Linked DNA regions of Mus musculus: region 1 is linked to region 2. The links are chromatin loops, found by intact Hi-C in ENCODE. Cell type or tissue: heart. All regions are shown on one strand. Each heading gives the region's core, and the rest is flanking DNA. Links, peaks and the distances in the headings are about the cores only.

Region 1 (5,372 bases), core at 296-5,295, 120 kb before region 2:
ACACACACACACATACACACACACACACACAGAGCTCCCAGGGTAATGGAACCTGGTGGAAAGGGGAGGGAGATTTAGGAGCCAGACGATGGAAAGGAGTGCTGTCCTCTAGGTACGACTTGGCCAGTGTCCTCTTGAATTCAGCAGCTGTAATTTTCTGCATAAGACCTGTGAAAGATCCAGTCATTAACATTCCAACATGGAATGGGGGAGGGGCTCATGAGGCCTCATCCTTCATTAGAGAATTAATGGCTTCGGAAGAGTCATTTTTCTTCAGGGATATAGTCACTGTTAAGTTACCCATGGTCCAGGAAACAAACCCACACCCACGCACATGCAAGTCAAATTTAAGTTCAAACAAACGAACTTAGTTGTTTGGGTTTTGTGGAGGGTTTTGTTTTGCTTTTGAGATGGAGGTTTCACTTTGTTGCCCTGTGTCACTACACTCAGTTACTTCAGTGAGTTATTTTAAGAAAGAAAGAGGAGCGTGGTGGAGCATGGTCTTGACTCTAGCACTCCAGAGGCAGATGCAAACAGATGCTGTGCATTCTGGTGAGTTCCAGGACAGTTGGGGCTATAGAGTGAGACTGCGTCTAAAAAACGATACAGAAACAAAAACAAAAAATACAAGTATGAAGAGGGCATATTGGGAAGAAGGGCCCCAGAGGGAGCATGAAGCAGGTGGCAAAGGGGGAATGGGCGTGTGTGAATACAACCAAAATACATTATACACTTGTGTGTGTGCATACACACACACACACAACTGTGGGAGAATCAAGATGATATTATTTCTTTTTAAGTATATAAAGGAGCTAGAGAGATGTCTCAGCTGTTAAGAGCACTTGTTCTTGGAGAGGACCTGAGTTGAACTCCCAGCATCTACCTGGCAGCTCACACTATGCATGACTCTAGTTCCAGGGGATCCAAGGTTCTCTTCTGACCTCTGGGAACAGCAGACATGCAAGTGGTGCACAGACTACATGACACCAAACAGTCATAAACAAGAATAAGATAAATAAGACTAGAAAATAAATTAATTGTATTAAAAGCTAATCACAAAGAAGTAAAGACTAGTGGCTAACAGCACCTGGGGAGGATGGAAAGGATGGTGAACAGATACACAGTAGGGTAGTGATGGTTGAAACGATTTGGTTGGATGCTTCAAAAGAAGTAGTAGAGAGGATACTGAATGCTTCCAACACAAAGAATTTATAAAGTTCTGAGGTGAAGATGTGGCAACTGCTCTGAGCTGATTATTATACATTATATACATGCATAAACATGCAATACTGTGCCCCATAAATCTGTACACTTGGTATATATCAATTAAAATAAAACTAGGGCCGGGCAGTGGTGGCACACGCCTTTAATCCCAGCACTTGGGAGGTAGAGGCAGGTGGATCTCTGAGTTCGAGGCCAGCCTGGTCTACAGAGTGAGTTCCAGGACAGCCAGGGCTACACAGAGAAACCCTGTCTCGAAAAACAAACAAACAAACAAACAAACAAATAAGGGGCAGGAGAGATGACTCAGTGGTTAAGAGCACTGACTGCTCTTCCAAAGGTCCTGAGTTCAAATCCCAGCAACCACATGGTGGCTCACAACCATCCATAATGAGATCTGATGCCCTCTCTTCTTGTGTGTCTGAAGACAGTGATAGTGTACTCACATATAATAATAAATAAATCTTTAAAAAAGAAGAGGAAGAAAAGAAATAAAACTATAGGCTGGCCATAGTGGCACATGCCTATCATCCCAGACCCTGGGACAGGAGACTGAGGTGCATATTTTACATATGAAAGCAGACCTGGCCTCCAGATTCTCCCCGCATCCCTCAATCCCTAGCTGGCAGACCCTGCCCCCAAGCCTGAACTTCCCAGCCCAGGAGGTGAGCTGCCTTTTCCCCAGAAGCTCCCTATATAATCCAGATATTTTCCTCTCTCTCTCTCCCCTCTCTCCTCTCTCTCTCCCCCTCCCTCCCTCTCTCTCCTCTCTTCCTCCTCTCCCCCTCTCTTTTCCCTTCCCTCTTCCCACTCTCCTGTCTCTTCCCCCTCCCCCTCTGTTTCCCCTGCCCTCTGTTTTCCCCTCCCCCTCTCTCTCCTCCCCTCTTTCTTCCCTCTCCCCTCTCTTCCCCCTCCCCCCATCTCTTCCTTCCCATTGTGACTCCCCTAGCCTCAGTCCTTGGGGCCAGTGAACTTGCCCGAGAGCACCTTTCCAATAAACCTGCATTTAATATAATCTAATTCTGCTTGATTTGTCTCATTTCACCTACAGTGGCGAAGTAACGTATCACCCAGCACTTGGGAAGATGAGGCAGATGACCTCTCTCAAGCTGCAGGTCAGCCTAGCCTGTCTAGAAGAGCCTGTCTCAAAAGTTAAAAATAAAGATATAGTCTGCTTGCTTGTACTATATAGACTGTGGGGGTGCATGCCTGTAACTCAACTCTCAGCAGAAAAATGATGAGTCTGAGACTACCCTGGCTTACATAATGAGGCTCTGTCTCAAGATGTATATTTCAGTTTGAGGCCAGCCTGGTATACAGAGTGAGTTCCAGGACAGCCAACGCTGCACAGAGAAATCCTGTCTCGAACCCCCCCCCCAAAATGTATATTTCATTTGCATATATATATATATATATATGAAAAAGTGACTCATTCCCTAGCAGCCACTAATGATAACAAATAAATGATAACAACTGCACACACACATATGAGAGAGAGGGGAGGGACAGGAGAAAGAGGAAAGGTGAGGCTGAAAAATACCCCTTTCATAATAGTTTGAAGGGACTGGATCTTTGGGTTTATGATGGGCAGACTTCATCGACCTGTGGGAGGCCACAGATAACTAAGAGAGCAGAAAATGGTGAATGAAGGGCAGCCAGTGCCACCACTCTAACACAGCAGCTTCAAAAGTAGAACAGCTAGGTCTACATACTGGCTAGGCAAAACCAGATACTCTCTAATGTTCCCTCTCTTCCACTTACAGTACAATAAATGTCAAATGTGTTCTACAGGAGTGGATGCGCAGGATGCCAGGTTCAAGCAGAGAGCCTACCATCTCACCCTGGATGGCTCAGTGCCTCAGCAATCTTTACAAAAGCAAAGAGAAACATGCCGTTGGCCAAACCTTTCGCTTAGCATGGGGCTGGCTGATTGGACTGGTAACTCTGGAAGATTAGAGAAACTTTGTATAAGAAAAGTATCGAGTATTAAAATGTATCTTTTTATCACTCAGCCATCTAACAGAACTCTCCTTGCGGGCAGTTATCTGGTGCGATTGGTCTGGGTATCCCCAGCACTCATCACTCGGCACAAAGAAGAGAAAGGACTGAGGAAAAACAGTTTTTGGGAGATTCTCTCAGCCTCAGTTTCCCAGCCTGGGACCTCTGACCTCCCACCAGCAGATGGCAAGAGAGAGTCCCCGCCCGCTGGGAAAGTCTGAGGCTGGGCGGAGCAACCCAGGCTCCAGCGCGCGCGCAGCCTCCGACCCTAATTTCTTCGTTCGCCGGAAGAAGGCGAGTCTCTTTCCGTTCCTAGCGCAGCCATGGTAAGGCAGGGGTACAGCGAGCTCTTGGGTTGCATCGGCTTCCATCCTCCCTGACCGATGCTGCCCGGGTTATCAGGGCTCCCGCGGTCGACTACAGGGTGGAGGCGAAAGCAGCTCTGCTGCAGGCTGGCAGAGATGGGCTTGGCGGCAAGGGAGAATACTGGTCTGAGCTAGGATGGGAAGTCTGCCGCAGAGGGCAAGCAAGGCCTTGGGCTTAATCACACATCCCCTTGCCCAGGGAGAAATGCTTTTCCACTTGGGGAAGAACTTCGAGGGCCCGGGAGTGCAGATTGAAGCTTTGGGCATGTGGGCGCAGGGTCTGCTTGAAGGATTAGCTCTTACTTGTGCATTTGTCTATCTTTTGGCACGGACTTACTTTATATGTTGTGTAGCTGGTAAGTGTACGAAGCATTACAAAAAGCTTCCTTCCGCTTTCGAATGTGAAACTTCGACTCTTTAGTATACAAAGGAGCAGTACACGTGGTAGTGCCAGTGCCGGAGTTAGAGTTTATCTTTGTACCAGAAACCTTCGATCCAGATGGCTGTGTTCTAATACTATACTTTTCGATTGACAATTGAGATACGGTCCTGGGCCATTTTCTGTCCCTATCTGCCTGTGCGTCTAGGGTTGAATCACTGGGTAATTCGCAAGTGTGCTATGAAAGGCTAATTTTTGTGAGCAGGCATAATGGAGACATCTGGCATAACTGTAAAAAATGGGAATCGCTAAGGTGCGAATACTGGGTTTGGCCTATTGATGCTTATCTGTCTTTTCTACGTTTTACTGGGACCCGGCGCTTTCAATATTGCCCACATTTTGTTAATTGGGAAAGTTCGAAAGTCAGTTCATTGAAGGATTTACGCCGTAGGCTTTGCTGGAAAGACCTGAAACAATGTAACAACGTTACTTTGAAAACTTCTTCCAGGCTCGTGGTCCCAAGAAACACCTGAAGCGTGTAGCTGCTCCAAAACATTGGATGCTGGATAAGTTGACTGGCGTGTTTGTAAGTATTGTGGTGTGAAAGGTAGACATACCTTTAACAAGCATATTTGTGGAGTTGAATGTAGAGAATCTTTGGCTGTCTTAAAGACCTGTGTCCTACCTCAATTTTGATACATCTGTTTCATCTACTCCATGTATTCCATAGTACACTGATGGTGGATACATAGACTCAGGTCTCAAAGTAGCAGGCCTCATTCTTTGGAGGAGAAAATGTTGAGGAATCTTCTAGCGACCCCCCCCCCATGTAAAATAACCCAAGTTTTGGTGTAGTAATTTTCCTAAAACTTTCCAGGCTCCTCGTCCATCCACTGGTCCTCACAAGCTGAGGGAATGCCTGCCTCTCATCATTTTCCTAAGGAACAGACTTAAGTATGCCCTGACTGGAGATGAAGTAAAAAAGATTTGCATGCAGCGATTCATTAAGATTGATGGGAAAGTCAGGACCGATATAACCTACCCTGCTGGGTTTATGGGTGAGTAATCAGGATCGGTAGTGGCCACAGGCCCTTAACTCCCAATAGTGGCAGGTGACTGGGAAAGTGCCAGGCTTTCCTGGTCTTCGTCTTCACCCCTACCCTGGCACGGTAATATGGAGAGGTTTGGCTACTGGGCTTTTATTCCTTTTTAAATTTTGAATTTCTTGCTACTCTCCCATACAGACCTACTGGATCAGAATCTCTGTTGGGCTGTTACTTAAATATTGTGGGGATAGCTTCTGAAACCCAAATTCCCATTTAAAGTTTATGTGGAGTCTTGATAAAATGGGCTCACACACACACATCCCCCAGCTCAGTTAGGAGTGTAGTGAGGGTTGCTGTGGTAAC
Region 2 (5,372 bases), core at 264-5,263:
CTGACTTTACCCCAATGCCTGAGTGATCTGCCCCAACCAATGATCTAAAGGCATTAGATCTAAACTCTTAATGCTCTGAGGCCACTTACTAGACAACGAGCAGGATGACACCAAGAAATATGTACTCGCCATATTTCCAGCAGAAGGGCCTGAAAGGGGAACCTACACCTAGAGCAGCGAGAACCTGCAAAGCCATGAGTGCAATGGACAACTTGACTGAGGTTTACTCTCTTTGGGGGCGGGAGGGGGGATGGCGGGCAAACAGACCTCACTTTGAGTGCTGGGGTTTACCTTCCCCTCAGACTCCTGCCTCAGGACCTCTGCACAGACTTTGGCTAATTCGGCCTTCATGTTGCCTACAGGACTGGCATTAGGGGGAGGAGGAGGCAGAGGTGGCTGGAGCACCATAGTTCAGTTTGACATCCTAAGGAGTGAATCTTGCTTTAGGAACAGGGCCCTCTTCTGGCTAGGCTTTAAGACTGCAGTCCCAGCCAGAGGCCTCTGAGGAGACTGTGTCCTCTAGGTTGTGGGGGTAGCCCTGCTGGCCCACTCTTTAAGCCCCTCTGACTCTAAGGAGTCCTTAGAACTGAAAGGAGAAAACAGGGCTGGCTCTGCAGAGACTGGACTCATTGCAGCATTGCTGGCCAACACCCCTATGGTTCTCACGTGAGGGGCAAACCTCTCCTAGGCCTGTTGTTGAACTTCAGTTAACCAGTGTGGCTTAAGAGGCGACTGCCTCCTGCACACTCCTGGGGCTTCTTGGGCACCAACTCAGGTGCCCCTAGTCAAAGACCTGCTGTTCACTTTTGGGTCCAGGAAAATACTGCTGCTGCAGTGGGAAGTACACATGTATTATGTCCATTCTGGCCACAAAATGGCAGCCTGGTTCACTGCTGGCCCAAGTTGTTCCTGGACATTGAACTTGCTGCACGGTGCCTAGCAGCTGGGCAAAGTGGAGCCCAAGTTGTCCGTGGTCAGCAGGAAGAAAGCAGCAAATGGTGTCTCTTCCTCATTGGAGTCTGAAGATGAGAACCCAGCCCTAGAGTTTGAACTTAAGACCAGAGAAGGAACTTGAGGAAGAGGAGTCCTAGACAGACCTAGTCCTCAGACTGGTTAACGGTGAGCTCTCTATTCATCAGCAAGAGGTAAGGGGCCTTTTTGTTTAGCACTTCCATTTCTTGCCTGAAGATCAGTCGAATTGGGTTCCTATAGCCTGCGGCTACCTTTTACCATGGTTTCCTCCAAAGAGAGAAGTTAACGTATAGTCATTATGGGAAATATGGGAAGTAGTGAATGCCATAAGGACAAAATAGCTTCCTCCCGACCATTCAGAACCTCGCCACACAGAGGCAGCATTTCTTTCTTTCTTCAAGGTGAGGTCATCCTGCTGGAGGGCCAGCAGCAGGCCTGAAAATGGCTGTCATCTGTGTGACGCAGAATCATTTCACCTTCCTGAGTCAGTTGTTAGACATTTCAGTTGTTTGCCTTGCCCATTCCCACCAAGGCAGGAGGATAGGGAACCATGTGAAGACTTTGTTTTGTGTCTCTTTTTCAGCTTATTTCCTCAAGCGAGAATTCCAGAAGGGAAAACTCTATTCCTTGAAGCTATGGACCCTGTCTGCTGATGCCAACATACTGGTCACGCTGCCTGTGTCCTTGTGGAGAAGCGCAAGAAGCAGGTGTCTTGTACCTCAGATTCCAGAGATCCCCCTTGGCACACACAGGCTTTGCCTGTCTTCACGGTGCTTCTTAGTCTGAATGCTTGTGGCCCTGACCAGGGAGACCAAGCACATGAGCACTAAACTGGCCTGTGGGCCTCTGGGGGCAGAGGGGCCTTGAACTTCCTTTAACCTTTTCCCTTCTTTCCCAGTTCTTCAATATTTGTTGTGATGTGACAGCTACAGGAGCTGTCCGAAGCTCTGAGTGCCTCCTTGGGTTGAGGGGGGTGGGGGTGGGGGTGGGGATGCATGCAGGGTACAAGGGTGATCCAAAGACACCCGGAGGCTCCAGAGAAACAAATGTGTTACTGTTTTTACTGTTACTGTTGTATTATTGTGCTGTGAAGATAAATTGTTCTGTATGCTAAAGCTTTCTCTCCTCAATAAAACAAATAAAGGGTGTGTAAAGATTGTGTCTGTCTGTGTTACTGAACATAGACGGGGACCCAAGATGCTTACTTCGCAGGCACCTTAGCTGATCGGTGCTAGCCTGAAACCTTGACGTCCAGCAACAACAAGCAGTTCTTGGAAGGAGGGAGTGAAGGCAGGCAGGGTGGCGAGAAAGCGCCCTTCCACTTTGGGACACTAGATGGTGCTATGGGATTCCAGTGAAGTAGCTGGAACCAAATTCCCAGAGCAGGCCAAGTAGGGTCAGCAAGACCTCCCTGCTTCTTAGAGAGTGTGGAGTCAGAAAGAACTGCACCCTCATTCTGGGACTGGCTTAGCTTTCTCGGACATGAGTGAACGTTTTTGTTTCCCCTCTGCTGAGCCTTCCTGCTTGCGAGTGCTGGACTAAGCCCTGAGAACCTGCCATTATCCTTCATCCTGGGCAGCAGGTTATTTATTAGTCCTACCCTCTTTAAGGTAAGGACGGACACAGGCTTAGAAGCCACTGCCCTAAGGGTGACAGTGAACGGCTTCTTTACAATCCTGTGGTTGTTGGTAGTCAGCTCCCAGAACAGCTCCTCTCTGCCCCCACTCCGCTGTCTAAGAAGGCAGACCTGTATCCTGATTCTGCCCGGCTCTGCATCTTCATAGAAAATTCCTGGTTACTTGAGAGGCAGAAAGGGCAGAGAACTATTTTACCCAACATTTCAATGCTATAATCCAGCCAGGCAATGTTGTCTCTTTTTAAATCTGAGGAACCCAAATCTCAGGAACCTTGGGTCCAATGAGGGGGTGGGGGTGACTCTGACTCAAGTGGGCTGCATCTGGGGGGCTCTGAGGGAGCCAGACAGGTGGTGGTTCTGTTTTGCAGAGAAACCCAGCAAGGCTAGCCCAGTGGCAGTGCTGAGCGTGTGGCTGATTGTCCATTCTGGGGAAGGACGGGGCTGCACAGGCTGTGAGCTGTCCCAGTGAGCACTGGGTCTCCTTCTAGGGTTTTAGGTGGTCAGATGGGATGCCAGCAGCCCTGGGATTTTTCATGATGCTGCAGGCAGGGGGTAATTAGGGTCAGTTTTTGTAAGGACTAATGAGAGCAGATGAAGGAGATGAAGGACTAGAGGAAAAGGGAACTGTGTGCCAGTCCCTCGGGCTTCCAGGCCTGTCATCAACCCCACCCTCTCTTTGGTCACACCCTCTTTGCTTGTTCAGTCACTGTTGAATTCACAGAAGCAACTAAGTAGCCCAGTTGATGAGGTACACGACAGAATAGCAGCAGCAGTTTGGTGTTGAAAAAGCAGGTGCATAAATAAGCCTCTGCATGGAGAACTAGGAGTAGCTGCTAAGGATACCTGTAGATGTTGAGATGCTTAGAGGACTAGGGGATGGCAACCTTGAAAGTGAAAATGCAACCAGGTTTAAGAAAATAGAGAACAACTGACTCCCTCCCTCTCCCATGCCTCATAAAAGCCTGCTCGGGAGAGATGTGGCTTGAAAAAGCAAGCAGTGTGTGTTGAAGACACCACTGCTTTTCTGGGTTGCTGCTGCCACCCAAAGGTAGACAGGCCCCACCTGGGATCTTGGGCACCCAACCTAAGGGGACCTTGCACCTCACAGCAGCCTTTTTGCATGCCAAGAATAAGGAAGTGACAGAACAGAAGAAAGGAAGGGGAGGGAGAGAAGGGTGAGAAGATGAAAAGGCTTCCCAAAGCCCTCTTCCTAAAAGATGGTGCGAGCCGGAGAGGATTTTGCTGCCTAAGATACTGGCTCGGCTGTCCTTTTGTTTCTACACAATTCTAATGCCAGTCTAGTTGTAGGGTCTAAGTAGCCCAGATGACATTTACTGGCCATTTTCTTACAAGCCTTCCCATACAGTTCCCAAAGCAGGCAGCAGTTCAGAGAGATGATTCTAACATACAGTTCACAGTTGAGAAATCTATATAACGATGATTGCCCAGCATATACCATGGTCTGCTGTAAGCTGACCCCTCCTTGACCCCTACCTCAGATTCTAAGACAGAGATTCTTATGTTTTATATCTATGGATAGTCCATAGGTGGGTGCAGACATTTGTCTTGAAGAAGCTGGGCCTATTGATGTGCAGACTGTGCCCTCCATGGTCACAACTGGCTTATGGAGCTCAGGAAGGGGTAACGAAGGCTCCTCCTGAAAAAAAGCACCTAAGGAATGGGGACCTCCACTTAGTGCATCCTGCATCTTGCCCAGACCAGGGAAAGCTCAGCAGGCTATCTCTCCCCAGGGACCCTGGGCAGAAACACAAAGCCCAGAGTTCTCAAGTTGCCTTGGTAACAGGGGGACCTACTTGGAAGAAAACAGTTGCTTAAAGGCTCAAAGGGGTGGATATTTCCCGTGACAGTGAGCAGGCCCTGACCTGCTCCCTGCAACCCCCTTCCCTTCCTACCTGCCACATGCAGATGTAGAATAGGGGCCCCTTACCTCAGCAGCCCTCCTAATGGAGGATCGGGGTTGGGTGGGAACTGGAACATGGGTCCCCCTCCAGATGTTAATGTGAGAAAGGTTAAAATGAAATGCGTGAAGTGCTGGCCATGGCTTAGGGGAGGAGCTTATATCAAAGGACCCACACACAGCTGAAACAAGGAGGCTCAGTTCCCCAGCAATTCCTGTCTTTCTTCCCACTCACCGCACTTAAATGAACCTGGCTGAGGGATGGACTAGGCCAGACAATCCAGCCCAGACTCCCTATCCCCTCAGTTGAGCCTCTCCCCATCTCTCCCCTAGACTATTGCTATTGTTCCTTGCTGGTCTAAACTCTACTATCTCCTACTAATCAACCCACTTTCTATGTATCTGGGGTGGTGTTACTGAGTATGTTTGAATGCATGTGTGCATGGACACACCTGCTGCTCTGGAACTTACAAATCTCATTGTCAATGGCTCTCCTGGAGACGAAGGCTCCTGGACCTGATTCTGACATTCTTCTTTATCTGGTCAAAAGGTAGGCATGCCCTCATCTGCCCAGCTATGTTCCTTTCTTCTTCTGGTCTGTCCTATCTCCAGACATGTTGAATCACTTCCTTCTTCTCCTTACACACCGCACCCTTTCATACTTCTGGGCCTTTGAACATCCCATCCATCTGTCTTAAAAACTCAAACATGCAGAATGAAATGACATGACCCCACAGTCTTAATTATTTGGGAGGCGAAGGCTGGAGGATTGTTTGAGCCCAGGAGTTCAAGACCAACCTGCACACTATAATGAGAACCTTCTGAAGAAGGAGGGAAGGAAAGGAA

What was found. Peaks named below come from ENCODE experiments on the same cell type or tissue, not always from the same donor. Only the 100,000 strongest peaks of a DNase experiment are listed, where the experiment ranks them.
Region 1: it touches region 2 in a loop (7-fold over the local background); 5 of 42 quality-filtered maps call a loop at or near these places.

Annotation. Positions count from the first base shown.
Region 1 is chrX:102,187,471-102,192,842 of GRCm38, reverse strand. Rps4x (ribosomal protein S4, X-linked) reads left to right here and starts at 3,452. Exons shown (of 7, transcript NM_009094.2): 1 at 3,452-3,545; 2 at 4,472-4,549; 3 at 4,841-5,021. The coding sequence starts at 3,543. In heart, for the core only: a CTCF peak has its summit at 3,400 (motif pointing right); a DNase peak (open chromatin) is centred at 3,512; H3K4me3 peaks cover 1,974 bases; H3K27ac peaks cover 1,397 bases.
Region 2 is chrX:102,063,301-102,068,672 of GRCm38, reverse strand. All of the region lies in intron 1 of Nhsl2 (NHS-like 2), which reads right to left. Rtl5 (retrotransposon Gag like 5) reads left to right here. Exons shown (of 2, transcript NM_001278534.1): 1 at 1-1,119; 2 at 1,556-2,131. Among named protein-coding and RNA genes, the nearest start is that of Rtl5, 5.3 kb to the left of the region's middle. In heart, for the core only: a CTCF peak has its summit at 2,300 (motif pointing right); a DNase peak (open chromatin) is centred at 2,302; H3K27ac peaks cover 400 bases; H3K27me3 peaks cover 1,390 bases.